Regions from separate parts of the Homo sapiens genome. Here region 2 is linked to region 1. Evidence: chromatin contacts called from ENCODE Hi-C or POLR2A ChIA-PET data. All regions are on one chromosome and are shown on one strand. The core of a region is the stretch at or near the end of the contact, and the rest is flanking DNA. Distances in the headings are between cores, read along the strand shown. Region 1 overlaps CHST11 (carbohydrate sulfotransferase 11). Region 2 overlaps SLC41A2 (solute carrier family 41 member 2).

Region 1 (6,825 bases), core at 3,502-6,001:
GTGTTACTAAAATCCAAAGCTGCAAAGGGAAAAAAAAATTTTGGGGGGGGCGGGGGCCGCTGTTTGAAACAGGATCATTCTAGGCAGGAAAGGCCATTTCTTTAAAAAAGAATCTTGAGCTAAACTGGCCTTGACATCTATCTTCTCATTTCAACTCGTAGTACCTCCTCACTTCCCAGAACCTCCTCACTGCCCAGGTCTTTGGGAAGTACCTCCTCACTGCCCAGGTCTTTGTCTAAAGACTACCCTGGAATCAAATCCTTGCCTCTGGCTTCCCAGCTATGACTATGGGCAAATTCTTAAGCTCTTTGGCCTCTTTCTTCATCTGTAAAATAAGGGCTACTGCAGCATCTACTTAATGCAGTGGTTGGACGGTGAGATGAGATAACTCAGGTAAAGCGCTTCACATGGTGTGTGGTACATAGTAAGTGCTCAATAAATGAGAACCATTGTTATTAACCATCACTATTGCTGTATTGTCCAGGATTTATACACATTTACTTAGTGCCTCTGATGTGTAAGGTGCTTTTACGAATTCAGTCAACAACCCTTGGCTTGACCACCCAAATGAGAACAAGGTGTAAAGCACTTGGATGCTAAAAAAACAAAATAGTTCCAGAAGAGCTGGTGAGGGGCATGGGCCCTGCTGACTGCCCAGTGCAACTTCTGAATCCTAGGCCCTATTGCAACCACTCTTAGCACTTGGCAAGGCCAGAAAGGTTGCTGTGTTAACTGTAGGTTTGTGGCATCTATACAGAAGGACCATGAGCCTTGGCAGTTGGGACCTGCACAATGCTCAAACCAATCCCTGTAGAGAGAGAGAGATGCAAACTGATCCAAAATATACAATTTTAAAACAAAACAAAAAGAAACAAGAATGGCCAGGTGTGGTGGCTCACACCTGTAATCCCAGCACTTTGGGAGGCTGAGGTGGGTGGATCACCTGAGGTCAGGAGTTTGAGACCAGCCTGACCAACGTGGTGAAACCCTGCTTCTGCTAAATACAAAAAAATTAGCCAGGCGTGGTGGCGGGTGCCTGTAGTCCCAGCTACTTGGGAGGCTGAGGCAGGAGAATTGCTTGAGCCTGGGAGGCGGAGGTTACGGTGAGCTGAGATCGCGCCACTGCACTCCAGCCTGGGCAACAAGAATGAAACTCCGTCTCCAACCAAACAAACAAAACAAATAAATAAAATAAACCAGAACAACAACAAACTAAAGGCTCTACTTAGCAGTTACTTTGTAACTTTTGATACAGTAGCAGCCACAGTTGCAAATCTTGTCCAGAAGTCCTACAATTTTAAATAAATAGCCAACAGGAAGTGACACATAGTAACTGAATTTGTGTGGGCCTAGTACCAGATTCAAGTTTCTCATCCTTTATTCCAGCAATCATCAACCAACTTTCTAGTCTTTACTGTCTTCTGCACCTGAGTGAGCAGAGGACTCTCTCTCAGAGCACAGCTGTCCCACATTCTGGCACCTGGAATCAGTCAGCCAAGCGCTGGATCAGCGGCTAAGCAGCTGTCCATTAGACTCCTAGGAAAAGTCAGGTCAACCCTATGAATCACTATGTTGTCTTTTTTTTTTTTTTTTTAAGAGGTGAGTTCTCCCTTTGTGATCACGTTGAAGTGCAGTGGTGGGACCATAGTTCACTATAGCCTCCAAACTCGGGCTCCAGCGATTCTCCTGCCTCAGGCTTCTGAGTAGCTAGGACTACGGGTATGCACCACCATGCCCAGCTAATTTTTTAAAAATGTTTTCGTAGAGATGAGGGTCTCACTAAGGCTGCCTAGGCTGGTCTCAAACTCCTGGCCTCAAGTGGTCCTCCCACTTTGAACTCCTAAAGTGTTGTGATTATTGGTGTAAGCCACTGTGCCCAGCCTATAGAAATGTTTTGCACGAATTTCTGGAACCATCAGAAAACACCAGAGTCTGCCAGAGAAGTCCCCAAATAGCACAGGAATAAATGGCATAAAATATTAATAATTCATGTCTCAGCAAGGGAATAGGCAGAGAACACATGTTCAGCACCAGCAGTGCCAGGAGCTGTTATTTTGACCTAACTTGCTCCAAATGAAAGTCCAGACACAATCTCTCACACAAAATTCTTCACCGGCTCAACCATAACAAGAATAGTCCCTAATAGCATTTATTAAGTGCTATTATGTGCCAAGCACCCCACATACATTAAACATATAATCCTCACAGTAGTCCTACAGGCAAGTGTTCATCTAGGTGATGGAAATGGAGCTCAACTAGGCTGAGAGACTTGCCTGAGGTCACACATTTAATGAGTATTTGAATCCCTGGTCGCCAACCCATACATTATGTCTTAATGATGAATATTCAAAAATGGAGAAAAGGTGTTCAAAATTTATCATTGGTATAAATCATGGTATAACTTTTCTCAATAAAAAGCACCTGTGTAACTTGAGATGAGCATCTGCATTAAAAGTCATAAAATAAGTTTAGGTTTCTTATACCAAACAACCTAATTTGCTTATATATAAATATCAAGGGATAGAAGAGCAGAATTTCAAGCCAAATTGAATAAAAAGCATGCAGTAACATCGCACCTCAGCCCTCTCAGGAGGCTATATATTAAGATTTTTTTAGGCCTTACACCTAATGCTTCTGGAGCAATGAGACAGATGAGGTTTTGCAGATTTACTTCAGCATAAATTAATGCTAACCATCTGGATGGATAAGATAACCAAATAGCCATAAAATCTTGGCAACCTCCAATGTAAGAAAAATTGCTTGGGAGCTGAGAGGAGGAACAAAATCCATGCAGAGTTTGTTGGAGGAATGCCAAAGTGATCATAGAGTTTACTAAGATTTTGACTTACTCTTGCACTTTAATCATAATATATTTGCAGCATGGGGGATTAGAGGCAGTCTTTGGAGGGAAGAGGTTGCATAGAAAATAATTCCTTATAGCTGCAGAGCACCTTGACTGAACAAAGGTGTTTTGGGGCTGGGTGTGGTGGTGGCTCATGCCTGTAATCCCAGCACTTTGGGAGGCCGAGGCGGGCAGACCACTTGAGGTCAGGAGTTCGAGACTAGACTGGTCAACATGGTGAAACCCTGTCTCTACTAAAAATACAAAAAATTAGCCAGGCATGGTAGTGCATGCCTGTAATCCCAGCTACTTGTGAAGCTGAGGCAGGAGAATCACTTGAACCTGGGAGGCAGAGGTTGCAGTCAGCTGAGATCGCGCTACTGCACTCCAGCCTGGGTAACAGAGTGAGACTCCGTCTCTAACAAAACCAAACCAAACCAAACCAAACCATATCAAACAAAACAAAGGTGTCTTGGCTTTCAGTTTGAGCTTTCTAATAGCCTTTGGAGCCATGGAGGGGCAGGGTGTACCATCCCCTTTTTACAGATGATAGAGTTGGGCTCAAAGAAGCTGAGTAGCTCTGCCATTCAAGGCCAATGCTCTTTTCACCACCCTGTGTAGATGTCCTCTCATCCATCCACCTATCTGTCCATCTATCCATCCACTCACTCACCCATCTATCCATCCATCCATCCATCCATCCATCCATCCATCCATCCATCCATCCACATTTTGTACCAATTCCTATTTATTCTGTAATCCTTCAAGAAGGAAGGAAAGGAAAGCCAGTCCTTTGGGGGAAGAGCCACACCCATGCGTCTACGCACAGTTTTGCAAGAGGAGTCCTTTCTCATAAATAATGCCACCATCTTGGGGATCTGGAGCTCTGCCCCGCTGCTAGTTCTGCCGCATCTCCTCGCTCCTCCCTCATTTCCACTGCTGACTATTCTGCCAGCAGTGTGCACTTACAGTCAAGTGCTAAGCATTAAGGGAACATTCTTTCACCTCTCTGCCCTTCTAATCCACTGAATTGGTAGGACTCCAGGCCTCTCTAGCTTAGGTTACTTGGCTAACAGATGCTAGCATGATGGAACTGAGTTCAGAGGTGAATCTAATCATAGTGAATTTTCCCATAGATGTGAATGCATGCATTCACTCCCACATTCATTTATTCACCGACAGATTCCTTCATTCATCCTGGTAGATGTTCTTGGCATCTACTCACTGCCCGGCAATGCGCCCAAGGGATGTAACAATTGATACAATTCAAATGTCAAAGAAAAATGTTCAAAGCATGATTTTTAAAAATTTTCCTTTGCAGGTGGGTAATCTGGTGTCGGCAAATCAAAGATCTGCCCCATGAGAGTGATCAGTTCTGGGGTGGCTGAAAGGGGAATCTCATATCTTACTATTTCCTGGGAAAATCTATCCATATTTCTGAATACCATATTTCAACCCCACAAAGTTGCTCCCAACCACTACAGGAAAATTGTTCAGTGTAGCCACAGCTGGATTTAGACCTTTAGAGGTCTGAAACCCTAACAAAACCATAGGGCCACCTCCAAAATGTGATTCGAAGTGAAAATAAGGTGAAACCATAAAGTAAGTATAAGCCCGGCCTCATTTCTTACTGGTCCTATGATGACTACATTGATGATTTTTATAAATATAAATGATTTCTCTTTCCCTCTCTCTCTGTTTTGGGGTGGGGAGCTAGCATGTGTCCAGCTTTGCTGAAGCCTCTGCCTTAGTTTTGTCTGACTGCTGGGTTGTCTCGCACTGAGCAGGTGGATACTGGGCCTGAAAGTGTCAAACCCTGCTCATTGGTGACATTCTCCCCCTGCCCAATCATACTCCATTCCACCTCCTGCTCAAGACCCCGCCCCCTTTTGCCATTTCAACACTTTCTTCCTTCCTGCAAAGGTTAGTTTCCCTTTTGAGGTTTGTACATCTTTTAAAGTGGCTTCACTTTTGTCTTTGAATGCATAACACTCCCGTGAAGATAAGTACAGTTTACCCCTATTAGACAAGTCTGGAGAAGAAGGACAGAGAGTCAGGTGGGGCTGGACACAGGGTTGGTACTTGGTGATCGGTGGCTACGGTTACGGTAGCTGGCTCATTAAGGCCAGGAGCAGTGTTGAAATCTGGAACCTGATTCTCAGTGCTTTCTGCCGGGCTATGCTGCTGTCACTGGGATTGAACATCGGTTGCCATGGGGCAGAATTTATTTCCCAATGAGGTGGCTTCACAGGAGAAACACATCATACAGGTGAAATCCTAATGCCATATGGAGGATACCATTGCTATCTCTAGTCTGTCTCAGATTCTCCCAATGTCAGTTTGGTGAAAAACAAGACCATAAACACCAGAGAGATGAAATCTTTCACTACCAAGATCCAGGCCAAGACATTACAGGTGTTACCAAAACTGGGGTAACCAGGAGTCAACTGATATCAATGATCCACTTGTGTCCGATGGCCAGGGAGGGTTTGCTTGTCACCAAGGACACAACTAAAATACAACCATAACAAATGCTGCTGCTGTTTCTTCAGGCAGGTCAAAGCTTATAGAATATTACTGATCTTTTCTTTTGTGTGCTGCTGCCTCTACTCAGTTTGTGGCGGTTGGCCAGACAGATGAACACTTTTATTCCTCAACGGCATGCTCAGATGCAACCTCCTTTAGAAAACTTTCCTGATACTCTTGTTCCCTCACTTTGTCCCTCCCTGATGGAATTTGCTGTTCCCAGTGCTGTACAACATATATACTTCCAGTAGAGCCCAATCCCACATTATATTATTTCGGCATTTGTCAAAATATTATGCCAGTGTCTTTTTTAAAAAACCAAAACAGGCCAGGCGCGGTGGCTCACGCCTGTAATCCCAGCACTTTGGGAGGCCGAGGCAGGTGGAACACGAGGTCAGGAGATCGAGACCATCTTGGCTAAAACGGTGAAACCCCGTCTCTACTAAAGATACAAAAAAAAATTAGCCGGGTGTGGTGGCGGGTGCCTGTAGTCCCATCTACTCGGGAGGCTGAGGCAGGAGAATGGCGTGAACCTGGGAGGCAGAGCTCGCAGGGAGCCGAGATCGCACCACTGCACTCCAGCCTGGGCGACAGAGCGAGACTCCATCTCAAAAAAAAAAAAAAAAAAAAAAAGCAAAACAGACAAAAAGAAAAAAGAGGTATATGAGTGTTTCTAGACCTATCAGACTGAAAAACAGACTTCAATTGTCTCCCAAGTAGCAACTGGGACTACGGGTGCATGCTACCACACCTGGCTAATTTTATTTTTTTCTGTAGAGAAGGGGTTTTGCCATGTTGCCCAGGCTTAGCATGTCATTTTAAACTTTGTATTATTTCTGAAAGTAATGAAACTATATCTCTTTTTTAAAAAGCAGCTTGAGATATAATTTATGTACCATAAAATTCATCCATTTAAAATGCACGATTTAGTGGTTTTTCATGTATTTACAGAGTTGTGCAATCATCGCTGTAACCTAATTTTAGAATATATTTATCACCCCCAAAAGATTCTGTCTATGCCCTTTCTAAGCCCTATGCAACCACTAATCTAGTTTCTGTCTCTATAGATTTATCCATTCTGGAACTTTCACATTAATAGAATCATATCATATGCGGTCTTTTGTGAGTAATTTCTTTCACTTAGCATAATGTTTTTGAGGTTCATCCATGTAGCATGTATCAGTACTGCATTCCTTTTTATTGATGATCTATTTCTATGTATCCTATCATTTAGATGGTAATGCATGAAGTTACTCATTACAAAGTCATTAGACAGCCCAGCTGTACTCACTGCCACCCAGTGATGTGTTACTAGAGAAGTGTTGTACCTTTCCTTCCAGGTACTCCACAACAGGCTGGTAAGAGACTGCAAGAAGAGAGAACCTTTAAACTGATCAAGCACTTGCCTTGCACTAGATGTCTTCATTTATTATCTCAATTCATCCTCACAACAACCC
Region 2 (6,508 bases), core at 895-3,394, 180 kb before region 1:
TATGTACAGAATAACTTCAAGTATGTTCTCTTCCCTCTTCTCTAAATTATATAATTTTATCTCTTTCAGCATTGGGGGCCTTATTCTGGACACAACTGTATCAGACCCAAACTTGGTTGGGATTGTTGTTTACACGCCAGTTATTAATGGTAAGAATTAGATATACTGTTTCATGATAATATCAAATCTTCGTATCCTCTTAGTCTTAGGTACTATTAGAAGTCTTAGGGCTCAGATTCAAGAGGTCTGTCCTCCCATCCCAACCATTCTGCCTCCAACCCCAAGTTGTTGCTCACAGTGAAAATTACATTCCCAGGTCTCAACAGGCAGAATACATTTCTGAAAAGTAATCTTTCTTAATCTTATCATGAACTACTAGTTTGAGAGTCAGGTATACCTGACTTAAGATTAATGTGGCAAAATATATTTCAGATTTTGTTTATTATTTACATTGGGATTATCAGCTATTGTATATTGTTTTGTTGTTTCTTTTGTCAATTTTTGTGGATAAATTAGAGACAGCTGGGTTTCAACATTGCTTATCCATTCAGTTCATTAAAATCTGGGGTGGGCACAGTGGCTCATGACTGCAATCCCAGTGCTTTGGGAGGCCTAGGTAGGAGGGTCGCTTGAGGTTAGGGGTTTGAGGCCAGGGCAACATAGTGAGACCCCCATCTCTATAAAAAATTCAAAAATTAGCCAGATGTGGTGGCACACACCTGTAGTCCCAGGTATGTCCTCAGGAGGCTGAGGCAGGAGGATTGCCTGAGCCCAGGAGTTAGAGGCTACAATAAGCCACTGCATGCTAGCCTGGGAAACAGAGTGAGACCCTGTCTTAAAAAAAAATAAAAGAAAAAAATCTATTGGTCCTCAGCTGATCCCTTTAAAAATCTGTCGTATATTTTTTTGTTATCTATGAAATGGGAATTATAATACTTAAATTCACAGACATTTATATATGAATTACATTTAATAAGATCATTTTAATCCAGTCTACCGGCTTCTGGGGTGACTGTCATTAAAGTGGATTTTTTTTTTTTTTTTTAGTTTAAGTTCTGGGATACATGTGCAGAACGTGCAGGTTTGTTACATAGGTATACATTTGCCATGGTGGTTTGCTGCACCTATCAACCCATCATCTAGTTTTTAAGCCCCGCATGCATGAGTTATTTGTCCTAATGCTCTCCCTCCCCTTGCCCCCCACCTGACAGGCCCTGGTGTGTGATGTTCTCCCTGTGTCCATGTGTTCTCATTGTTGAACACTAAAGTAGATTTTAAGTACAGCCTAGATCAATATAATTTAAAAAGTAATTCTACTTGGGGAAAAACATGTCCCAGGATATACTACATATTTAATGTAATTTACTTTGCATATCTATGTAAAAAGAAAATATGTCAGTTGGGCACGGTGGCTCATCCCTGTAATCCCAGTACTTTGCGAGGCCAAGGCAAGTGGATCGTTCAAGCTCATGAGTTTGAGACCAGCCTGGGCAATATGACCAAACCCTGCCTGCACAAAAAATATAAAAATTATATTTTTACAGGCATGGTGGTACACGCCTGTAGTCCCAGCTACTTGGGAGGCTGAAGCAAGAGGACCTTCTGAGCCTGGGAGGGAGGCAGAGGTTGCAGTGAGCCAAGATCACGCTACTGCACTCCAGCCTGGGCAACAGAGCAAGACCTTGTCTCAAAAAAAATGTATATATGTATATATGTAAAAAATATATATGACATATAAAGGCAAGTTCTTCAAAATCTAATTTCATGTCTAAAATTTCTACTGAATATTTTAATTTTTATATCACTTTAGAATATCAATGAACAAATTTTCCCTATAGGTCTCTCTCTTCATGCCACCATTCTCCCCGTCACCCACACATAAAATTGTGGGACCATCTATTTCAACCTGGTCCTTCATCCTCTTTGACTGAAAAATGACCAAGCCATTGTCTGCTTGCCCTTTAACACAGTTCACTTGCTCAATCATTTATTTATATAACAAGCATGTCTTACTCTTGTAGCCTAATGTCTCAATATAGCCATCATTCAAGTAATAAAGTAGGCTTCCTGACTCACTCTCTATTTGAGGCAAATTAAGTGTCACTAATAGCCTAGTCATTCTTAAACATTGTTTTTATTACATGGGTCCTAAGATGATGAATTTAACAGTGGTTTTTTTCCCTGCCTATCAGATCAAATTTGAATTCTTCTGCCTAGCTTTCAAGGCCCTCTGTACATGGTTGGACTCATTGTTTCCCAAAGACATGCGCAATTTTTTCATTATCATTCTAACTAGGTTTTTATATTGTCCCTACAAAGATTCATCTAATTTTCACTGCCTGGAATAACTACTGCTTTCCTCCCTCCTCTTCAGATCCTCTTCTGTGAATATTAATGGATGAGTTCATTAGCATAAACATTACTCATAATGACTGTTAGAGCTATATTAAACAACATTTCAGTAAGAAATTTAACTTAAATTACAATAACCCTTTTATTATAAGGCTTTAATGCATATTTCAGTTGTTTTACCTTAAGTAAGAAACAATTCTAGAGCTTCACTGAAATGCTCTCCTTGGATGTCTGTGCTGTGGCATTGTGTGATATTCATAGTAATATATTTTTAGTATCTCAGTAAGTAAACCTCTTAGTTGGCTATCAGCACTTTGGGAGGCCAAGGCAGGTGGATCGCTTGAGCTCATAAGTTTGAGACCAGCCTGGGCAACACGACCAAACCCTGTCTGCACAAAAATTATAAAAATTAGCCGGGCATGGTGGTACACTATGAGCTTATAAATTCCACTCTTTAAAAAACATTAATAGAGATGGTTTACTCTATGCTCCTCAAATAAGATGGAACTTTTGAGAATTGAATTTCATTTAAAATGTGTTGGGGAATGTACTATTTAAAGGACTCTTGTTTATCTTCATCATTATCATCATTATCTGCTATTTAGTGAGTACCTACCACTATGTACCAGGTAACTTACAGGTTTTTTTTATACATGTTGTGTCGTATAATCCTCACAATAAGATCAGTAGATTGTCTAAGGTCTCTTATCTTGTAAGTGGTGAGTCACGATTGAAAACCAGATCGGGTCTATTCTAAAGCCTGTGATTTTTTTTTTCTCAAAATATGCAGCTACTAATTTATGTTTTATTAGCTACAAGAATGCATACATTGTTTAAGGCATATCTGTGTTCATATTGTGACTAGGATATTTTTTAATATTTATTAATGTCTTTCAGAACTAGTGGCATTTTCCAAAATATATTTCATGGTAACACTAGTTCTGTGAGATGTTAATAAGTATAACTTGAAAAGTGAGTTCTGTGGTCAATCAAATTTGTTAAACATTAAGTTAAACAAACTTGCTTACTACGAGATTTCTTTATTGTTGTTGGTGTTAATTCTTCTTTATTTTTTTATTTTCTTTTTATTATACTTTAAGTTCTAGGGTACATGTGCACAACGTGCAGGTTTGTTACATATGTATACATGCGCCATATTGGTGTGCTGCACCCATTAACTCGTCATTTACATTAGGTATATTTTCTAATGCTATCCCTCCCCCCTCCCCCCACCCCACAACAGGCCTCGGTGTGTGATGTTCCCCTTCCTGTGTCCAAGTGTTCTCATTGTTCAATTCCTATGAGTGAGAACATGCGGTGTTTGGTTTTCTGTCCTTGCGATAGTTTGCTGAGAATGATGGTTTCCAGCTTCATCCATGTCCCTACAAAGGACATGAACTCATCCTTTTTTATGGCTGCATAGTATTCCATGGTGTATATGTGCCACATTTTCTTAATTCAGTCTATCATTGATGGACAAATTTGGGTTGGTTCCAAGTCTTTGCTATTGTGAATAGTGCCTCAATAAACATACATGTGCATGTGTCTTTATAGCAGCATGATTTATAATCCTTTGGGTGTATACCCAGTAATGGGATGGCTGGGTCAAATGGTATTTCTAGTTCTAGATCCTTGAGGAATTGCCACACTGTCTTCCACAATGGTTGAACTAGTTTACAGTCCCACCAGCAGTGTAAACATGTTCCTATTTCTCCACATCCTACTACGGGATTTCTTAAAGCCTTTATCATGCTAACATAAACGTGAGTCTCTCTTTCTGGTACTTCTGTTAGCTAGGTGTTGGGATTTCTAGATCTAACCTTCCTCAGACCCCCTAGACCACACTTTGAGAACCATTGATTTAGAGCTTATATCTTTTTTATCACAGTCTACTTTCAAACAATAGTAAACCACTTTACATATAGGATAAGAAGCTTATGTCACTATACTTGAAATACCACTCCTCTTTCTTATGTACTCTTTTTTGAAATACGTTTTACTTATGTACTCTTTTTTGAAATACGTTTTACTTTTTTGAAATAGTAAATCCTGTAATATATTGTTATTATTTTTTGCTTCAGTTATTTTTAAAAAGAGACTAAAAATGAAAAATATATCTTTTAGATTTTATCATATAAAGTTATATTTCCAGCACTCTTTCCTTTGTGTAGATCCAGGTTTTTATCTGGTATTATTTTCCTTCTGCCTGGAGAAATTCCTTTAATGTTTGTTGTAGGGCAGGCTTACAGAGAAAATAGAGTCTTTAGGCATGTCTCTCCCAGCGTGCTCTTTCCTTTCCCTTCACCTCTGTTCGTATCTCTAACAATGTCTATTTTTAACTTCTTTCACCCCTATCTCAGAAGAGCTGATTCTTTTGCCCAGGACTGACTAGTTGACCTGTGCCCTGGATACTATTCCATTACAATTCCAATGGGAGCCTTACTCCATCAATTATTTTAACTTTTCCGGTATCTCCCATGTCTTCCTCTCTTACATCTTTTCCCTTTAGCTTACAAATGTGCACAAGTTTTTTATCCCAAGTCACCTTTCCCATAGTGCTCTGCCTTCTCAAGCTTCTGTTCTGTCTCTTCTACTCTCTACAATCAAACTTTCCCAAGTGTAGTCTGTATTTTTTCAACTCATTATAGTATTTTTCTTCCTTCTCACTCTACAAAACTGCTTTTACTAAGCTCTCCAGTGACCTCCTAATTACTTTATCCAATAACTTATTTTCAGTCTTCATTCTATTCAGTTGTTTAATACTATTTACTATACCCTTTTTGCAATTCTACCATTCTCATCGCTTCTCTGAAAATTCTTTTTCATTTTCCTTCACTGGTTCCTTCTTTCTACCTGTCTCTTTGTATTCTTCAAGACCCTGCTCTTGAGCTTCTATTCTTAGTTTTCACCTTCTTTATGGGCAATATTGTCTCATCCAGAGATTTTCAAAGTGTGGTCCCCAGACCAGCAATATCACTTGGGATCTTATTAGAAATGCAGATGCTTAAGCCTGAATCAGCAGCTCGGAGGTAGAACTCATCAATTGATTTTGATATATGCAAAAGTTTGAGAACAACTTGTCCTTGTCATACGGCTCATTTCATGGCTTTATCCCTAGTCTTGACACATCTGTTCCTTTCTAGATCCATACTTTAAATTGGATATTTCCACATGGAACATCTGAAGCTTCTAACTGAACTCATCCTCTTCCCCGCAAACCTGCCCTTTGGTGTTTCCTGTGTCAGTTAGCGGTGTTAGCTACCCAGTGTCCCAAACAAGATATCCCCAATCGCATACTTCCTCTCCCTTATCGTCTCTATTTTTATCTGCTCTTGAAATAGCTTCTGAATTCAAGATGCATTGGTTAGAAGGAGGATGAAAGCTATGTTATTGTAGCCAAGAAGGATTCAAGACGGACTGTTTATTCAGTGATCAGGAAGTCATTTGAGAGTTCAGTTTTGTTGAGTAGCAGACTAGATAAATGAAAGTACAGTCTTACAATAGAATGTTATTAACAATAAAAATGGATTAATTACATGTCCCAGAAGAGCAAGGATGAATCTCAGAAACTTATGTGATAAATTATTCCATTTATATAACGTTCAAGGGTACGTAAAACCAAATTATATAGTATTTAGGAATATACATGTATGTAGTAATAACACAGAGAAAAGCACGAGAATAAAAAACACAAACATAGTCACTCTGATAGCGAAGGAAGGATATGGGATTAAGGAAGAGCACAGAGGGCACTACAAATCTAAAGATAATGAATTCCTTTTCTTAAACTGAGTGGTGGGTACATGGGTGTTTTTTTGTAGTGTAAGTCTTTGTAACTTACATGTATTTTATAAATATTATTTTTGCATTTATTAAATAGTATAAAACAATAAACATCTTAGAAGTAGCACTTTTAGACTTCATATTAATTAATTGACAATGAAAAGAAAAGAATTAGAATGACACTTAGAAGTCCAGATGAGGAACTTTTTCCAAGAGAAGAGACATGTGGGTACGTTTGTTGGCAAGGAGGCAAAGGAGTAATAGAGAAGGAAAGATCAAGGATGCATGAGAGATGGTGAATAGTGAGGGAGCAAGGCCCATGAAACGGTGGGCCACACAGTAGCCTTGGAAAGAAAGGATAACCCCTTATCTC

Evidence for each region. A loop is a pair of places that touch in the nucleus more often than their neighbours do. ChIA-PET counts read pairs that join two places held with the same protein, here RNA polymerase II (POLR2A). Pooled maps may share reads with other maps.
Region 2: a map of Right ventricle myocardium inferior shows a loop between it and region 1 (3-fold over the local background). The contact joins two enhancer-like sites. A Hi-C loop is called at or near these places in 9 of 168 maps with a recorded cell type or tissue (IMR-90, Right ventricle myocardium inferior, ascending aorta and 3 more), 1 of 37 single-sample maps with no recorded cell type and 11 of 50 pooled maps. POLR2A ChIA-PET finds 5 or more read pairs at or near these places in 1 of 52 experiments (activated CD4-positive, alpha-beta T cell).

Annotation. Positions count from the first base shown.
Region 1 is chr12:104,681,002-104,687,826 of GRCh38, reverse strand. The region is part of intron 2 of CHST11 (carbohydrate sulfotransferase 11); the gene reads right to left. Among named protein-coding and RNA genes, the nearest start is that of MIR3922, 93 kb to the right of the region's middle. Within about 2 kb of position 4,751, at least 7 of the 41 ENCODE cell types and tissues checked have a DNase peak (open chromatin) inside an H3K27ac peak, as active enhancers do.
Region 2 is chr12:104,854,932-104,861,439 of GRCh38, reverse strand. It overlaps SLC41A2 (solute carrier family 41 member 2), which reads left to right. Exons shown (of 11, transcript NM_001352171.3): 8 at 70-149. Among named protein-coding and RNA genes, the nearest start is that of SLC41A2, 100 kb to the left of the region's middle. Within about 2 kb of position 2,144, at least 2 of the 41 ENCODE cell types and tissues checked have a DNase peak (open chromatin) inside an H3K27ac peak, as active enhancers do.